Regions from separate parts of the Mus musculus genome. Here region 1 is linked to region 2. Evidence: chromatin loops called from intact Hi-C (ENCODE). Cell type or tissue: left cerebral cortex. All regions are shown on one strand. Links, peaks and the distances in the headings refer to the core of each region. The heading gives the core; the rest is flanking DNA. Region 1 overlaps Atp7b (ATPase, Cu++ transporting, beta polypeptide). Region 2 holds the start of Nek3 (NIMA (never in mitosis gene a)-related expressed kinase 3).

Region 1 (2,913 bases), core at 229-2,728, 160 kb after region 2:
TAATTATCCTCTTATTATTGGTCTTAGTTAGGGTTTTACTGCTGTGAACAGACACCATGACCCAGGCAACTCTTATAAGGACAAGATTTAATTGGGGCTAGCCTATGTTAAGAGCTTCAGTCTATTATCATCAAAGCAGGAGCATGGCAGCATCCAGGCAGGCGTGGTGCAGGAGGAGCTGAGGGTTCTACATCTTCATCTGAAGGCCACTAGAAGTCTCACTTCTAGGGAGCTCAGATGAAGGTCTTAAAGCCCACACCCACAGTTACACACTTCCTCCAACAAGGACATACCTCCAAATAGTGCCACTCCCTAGGCCAAGCATATGTTAACTACCACACCCCATTCCCTGGCCCCTATAGGCTTGTTTAAACATATGAGTCTATGGGGGGCCATACCTAAACATAGCACAATAAATAAGTACATTTAGTCCAATATCCAAAATCCCCAGTCTATAGCAGTCTCAACCATGTTAATAGTCCAAAGTTCAGAGTCTCTTCTGAGATTCATCTAATGACTTAACTATAATCCCTAAAGCAAGACAGGAGACCAGCTGGGTAAACTCCAAACTCTGCATCTCCATGTCTGATGTCAAAGCAGTTCTCAGATCTCTACTCCCTTTTCATCTTTGTTGACTGCAACAAACTTCTTTCTCCTGGGCTGGTTCCACTCCCTGTTAGCAGCTTTCCTCAGCAGATAGCCCACAGCTCTGGCATCTAGAAAATCTTGGGGTCTCCAAGGCAAACTTCAACGTTTCAATGTCTGGATCCATACATGATTTTCTGGGCTCCTTCAAAGGGCTGGTATCTCTTCTCCAGCTATGTCCTTTGTAGCACTCTAAGCTCAGGTTGATCCACTCCACTGTCGCTGCTGTTCTTGGTGGTCATCCCATGATACTGGCATCTCCAATACACTGGGGTCTTCCACTGCAACTAGGTTTCACCAATAGCCTCTCATAGTCTTTCTTTGTGGGGTCAAGACTCAAATTCTTTGCATGACCCCTTCACTCCTAGGCTTTCAACTGCAGCTCAGGCTGCATCTCCACCCATGGCCTTCCCTGGACTCTCACAGTGCCGAACCTCAGCTGCTCTCCATGACCCCTTCATGCTTTCAAAACCAGTACCACCTGGGTGATTCTTACACATTATCAAGTCCAGCTGCAGCACGAGGTACAACCTTGGCTATCTCTGGAACACAGCTTCTTTGTGCTCTCTGAAAACACTTCCCAGAAGGTTTCACTTCTGTGATACTGGTCTCTTGTTATTCATGGCTAATTTCTTGGCTCCAGCTAACGAGCATCTGTTGTCCCAGTAGTCCCTTCTATTCTGGACTCTAAATTTAGAACTACACGGCCAAAGCTGCTGAGTTCTGCTGCTTGCTGGGGCTGGAACATGGCCCCTCTTATTCTGTTGCTGACTTTCTGTTTCTGAACTCCCTTACTGCCAGAGCTTGGCTGGCCTGGAATTTTCTCTGTAAACTTGCTCTGTATAGATTGACCTTGAACTCAGAGATCTGAGTTCCATGACCAAGGTAGCTCTTAGAAGGACAACATTTAATTGAGGCTGGCTAGCAGGTTCAGAGGTTCAGTCCATTGTCATCAAGGCAGGAACATGGCAGCATCCAGGCAGACATGGTGCAGGAGGGGCTGAGAGTTCTGCATCTTCATCTGAAGGCTGCTAGCAGAAGACTGGCTTCCAGGCAGCTAGGATGAGGGTCTTAAAGCCCACACCCACTGTGACACACCTACAAGGCCACACCCCCTAATAGTGCTACTACCTAGGCCAAACATATTCAAACTACCACATTATTTTATTTTATTTGCTTCTTTTATTTATTATCAGTACAATCTCAGTCATGGTGGGTTAATCAGACTACTTCTGAAGGTCCTTATTGAGGTTGCTGGTTGAGGGTCACCCAGTATGTACCAGGCCCCGAGTTTCATCATGGGCACGGGTATCCACATATAGGAATTCCCTTTCTACTCAGAGATAATTTTCATGACATCATTTGACTCCCCAGTTGGAATGCTCCAAGGATTTGCAAAATGCCATTTATTGGCCATTACTGAGTTTAAGACAAATGTTATAGAAAAGAGACCACAGTTTTGATGGCGCAGTACTACACTAGATCTTAGGGAGAAAATGTATTTTTGCCACTTAACTCCACAAATCCCAGATCTAATATCCTGCCTTGTCAATCAATAACGCTTCCCAGTGTGACTGAAAGGATATATATCACCGTAGGTAAAGATTTTCGATAATTAAACATTTATTCAATAGCTGAAGAAGACAATCTTAGGAAATACTGTTTTTATTAAACTTCAAAAATATCAATGGAAAATATGGTGTATCCTCAGAAAATTTTCTGCTTAAGAAATAGGAACTAATTCTCAAGAACACTTAGCAGTGTTTGAAGCCATTGTGGTTTTCATGAATGGGGTGCTGCATAGGTCTGACACTTGGAGGCCAGGTCAGGACCCCACAGTTAAGTAGTGCCAGGGCCGACCAGCCAATAAGCCATCAGTGCCACCGGCTTCCCAGTGAGTGGGGCGCTTTTCATCTTATCTCATCTTACCTCATGCCAGTGCTTTGTTAGTTTAGAGTCATGGCATGAAGAACTAAAGATGGAGCCCGTTTCTTCTGTGAAAATAGTGTCTGCTGGTAGATGAAGGTGTATCAGACGTGGTGTGCCATTTACTAACACGTCACTTTCTCCCTCAGTCTGTGTATTTTAAGTTGAGAAAGTCTGAGTAAGTCCTTTGTGGCATCCAAGAGCCCCTGGTGCTCAAAAGTGACCTGGGCATTGTCTCTAGGATGGCCAGTGGCTAGGCCAAGCCTGACTGCCAAGGTTCCAGCCACATACGTAGCAGAAGAAGGACTTGTTGGACATCAGTGGGAGGGAAGGCCCTTGGTC
Region 2 (2,913 bases), core at 310-2,809:
CACTTCTGCCAGCCTTCAGAACAGTGCCTCAAGCTGGAGACCAGGCATTCTAAACATAAGCTTTAGGGATAACTCAGATTCAAACTGAGTGTTGGTGAGGTCTAGGGATGGAAAGCTTCCTGTCTGCGAAGCATGAACTGTGGATGAACTACATGCTCGCCCGTAACTCCATCCTTGGATGTTGCGGCTGGACTGTTCTCCACCACAGGTGGTCTGTACCACACCCACTTTTCCCCCGGTATCTTCTTTCTTTTGTTTAATTCCCACCCATTGAGATTTATTTATTTTTATGTGCATGTATATCTATGCACCACATGAGTGCAGTACCCTCAGAAGCCAGAAGAAGGTGTGAGGCCCCTTGGAGAAACTGACAGTTGTAAGCTGCCACAGGGAGCTGGGAATTGAACCTGGGTCTGTCCTTCCCTCCAGGGATTTCCAAAACCAAGTCATTTTTGGTTGTCAAGCTAGTGGTTCACACACGTAATCCCAGCAGAGGTGGCAGACCTGTGCTTTCCAGGCTGGTCTAGCCTTCGTAATGAAAACTATCTCCAAAAATAAAACAGATGGGGAGACAGCATAGTGAGTACCGGCATCAGTTGGTGGACAGAGAGAGCCCCGAGACACAACAGCCCCAGCAAAGAATCAAGAGTCCCAAATGTGGACAGTGCTGCAGCTGAGGAACCCTGATAGATTCCTCTCCTCTCCTCTCTCAATGCTACTTAATGACTTACACTGCCTGATAAACCACCTATTCCAGCAATTGACTTGTAGGTTTCCAGTGTCCCTTTCTACCCTGCCTCCCGCCCCCTCAGGGTCTAGTTCCCTGCTTCCCTGCTGTACATTTGACTGTAGCCTGGTTGGCCATTGGACCCTCTGCCTAACATCTTGGGGGTGTCTGGGTCTGCTGTCCTGTGATTTGAATTTCTTCTACAAACATTAGTTCCATCTGGGATCAGTAGGGAAGGGGAGAAGGGGAGGGTGGGGTGAACAGTCTCGTCAGTTGAGGCCAGATTTTGGTCTCATTCCTGCCTTTTGTTCCTTTATTCTGCACCCCTAAATGTTAACACTTGAGACAGTCCTGACTTGCCTACCAGGAACTTGCTCTGTAAACTAGGTTGGCGTCCAATTCTGGATCTCCTGCCTCAGCTTTCCGAATGCAGGGATTACAGACATCCTACCACGTCCTGGTACAACTAGAATCTTAATAACTTTCTGCTATTTCCGGGAAGAAATACACATTTCAGAATGAGATGCATTATTTTGGGGTGGTGCATTATTTTGTTTTTCACTTTTTCCAAAGTCATACAGTAAATGCTAGCAGTGTCCCTGTGGAATTTATGTTTGTTGTCTGTCTGCCTAATCTGGAGCAATAACTCAAATTACTGGGGGCACCGGTTCAAAACGTTAGCAATATCCTACCGCAAGGTGGCAAAACAGCTTTAAAACAGCTCTTTGGGGCTCAGCTACTCAGAGAACAGCGCCTAGGGCCAGACCTCAACAGTTTCCTCTGCCCACAGCTAGGGGCACGCCCCGCCCACGCCCCGCCCACTTCCCAGGCCTCGCAAGGAGCGGAGAAGCGACGCACGCCGCTGGGAGGTGGGTGAAGGGAGCTGTACGGGTCGGCCGCGGTGGAGAGAGGAGCGGGTGGAGCCTCTTGCCCCCCCCCCCCCCGCCCCCTAAGCCGCCGGTCGGCGCTCGCCCGCTGCGGGGCGACGGCCAAATGTGGGCGCATCACTCAGCCCGTAGGCTGTGCGCCCCAGTCGCTGAGTTCGGTGCGCGCATGCGCGTCGGAGACTGCTCGTGCGGCTGAAGCGGAGCAGCTTCGGGAGGGTGGGTGTTTTGGTAGGGAAAGGTTGGTGGGTCTCCAGGGTGTGTGTCCTGGGATCTCTGTCTAAACTGACCCCGCTTCTGGGCACTTGCAAATCACTTTAGGCTCTTTTAAACAATTGGTTTATCTTTATTAAAGGCGTATTTGTTTATAAACACTGGAAGGAACCCATCAGCTTTCGCCACACCTAGTGTAATAAGGCTTGTGTTTATGGGTGTAATACTGGCTATCGAACACATGGAGATTAAAAATACTAACTTGATTTTTCAGTCAAGGAAAGCCTGGTTGCTCATCAGTCATTTTGATAGCATAGGTAAAAGTCCTCAGGCACCAGGAACAGGAAAAAAGCAATTGAAACCAGAGACCACTTAAGACCCCTGTGAAGACCAGTGTGAAGGGCTTGGTTGTTTTCTTCTAGGTTTTTATTGGTTGGGGGGGGGGGGGAGCGGTGGGGGGACAGCCCCCATTTGTAGCCCTGGCTGGCCTGAAACCCATGGTGTGAATTAGTTGACTTTGGACTTAGCAGTGGTTACAGGCTGTGATTCACCAACTTCTGCCTCCTGAGTGTCATAGGTCTGTTACTTGTGTCTGGGTGTGTTCAAATGCCTCACTCCTGGAAACACGGCGTTGGATTTGGTTATATGGAGGATTTGTTGCTATAGTCTCCTGGTAACTCTGTGATAGACTGGAAAGCAAACTGGAAGGCACAGTCTATTTGTTTGGCTAGTTTTTGAGACAGTGGCTGGCCTGAGACCCATGGCGATCATCTTGCCTCTGCCTCTTAAGTGCTAATCTTACAGGTGTTGACTACCCAACCCCAGCTACGGACTAGAAGCTTTGCAGGTCCTAGCAGGGTTTGATCTTCGATGTTTGTACTACATCTTGTGCTCTACATTTTACAGCTTGTGGGTGGTTTAAATAAATAAATAAATAAAAACAATTTAGCTTTGTGAACGGAAAAAAATCAAGTAATTCATGCCAGTATTTTTCCTGTGATGAAAAAAGTGTATGAGTTCTAAGTGTAGGCGTCTCCCACAACTTCTATCCCACCCGTGTAGTCCAGGGTCTTTAACATGTTAGGCAAG

What was found. A loop is a pair of places that touch in the nucleus more often than their neighbours do. Peaks named below come from ENCODE experiments on the same cell type or tissue, not always from the same donor. Only the 100,000 strongest peaks of a DNase experiment are listed, where the experiment ranks them.
Region 1: it touches region 2 in a loop (2.0-fold over the local background); 1 of 42 quality-filtered maps calls a loop at or near these places.

What each region holds. Positions count from the first base shown.
Region 1 is chr8:22,008,010-22,010,922 of GRCm38, reverse strand. All of the region lies in intron 12 of Atp7b (ATPase, Cu++ transporting, beta polypeptide), which reads left to right. Among named protein-coding and RNA genes, the nearest start is that of Ccdc70, 39 kb to the right of the region's middle. In left cerebral cortex, for the core only: no CTCF peak of the experiment used is centred there; a DNase peak (open chromatin) is centred at 1,328.
Region 2 is chr8:22,165,061-22,167,973 of GRCm38, reverse strand. Nek3 (NIMA (never in mitosis gene a)-related expressed kinase 3) reads left to right here and starts at 1,539. Exons shown (of 16, transcript NM_011848.4): 1 at 1,539-1,596. In left cerebral cortex, for the core only: CTCF peaks have their summits at 334 and 1,458 (motif pointing right); DNase peaks (open chromatin) are centred at 1,494 and 1,751; H3K4me3 peaks cover 1,274 bases; H3K27ac peaks cover 1,010 bases.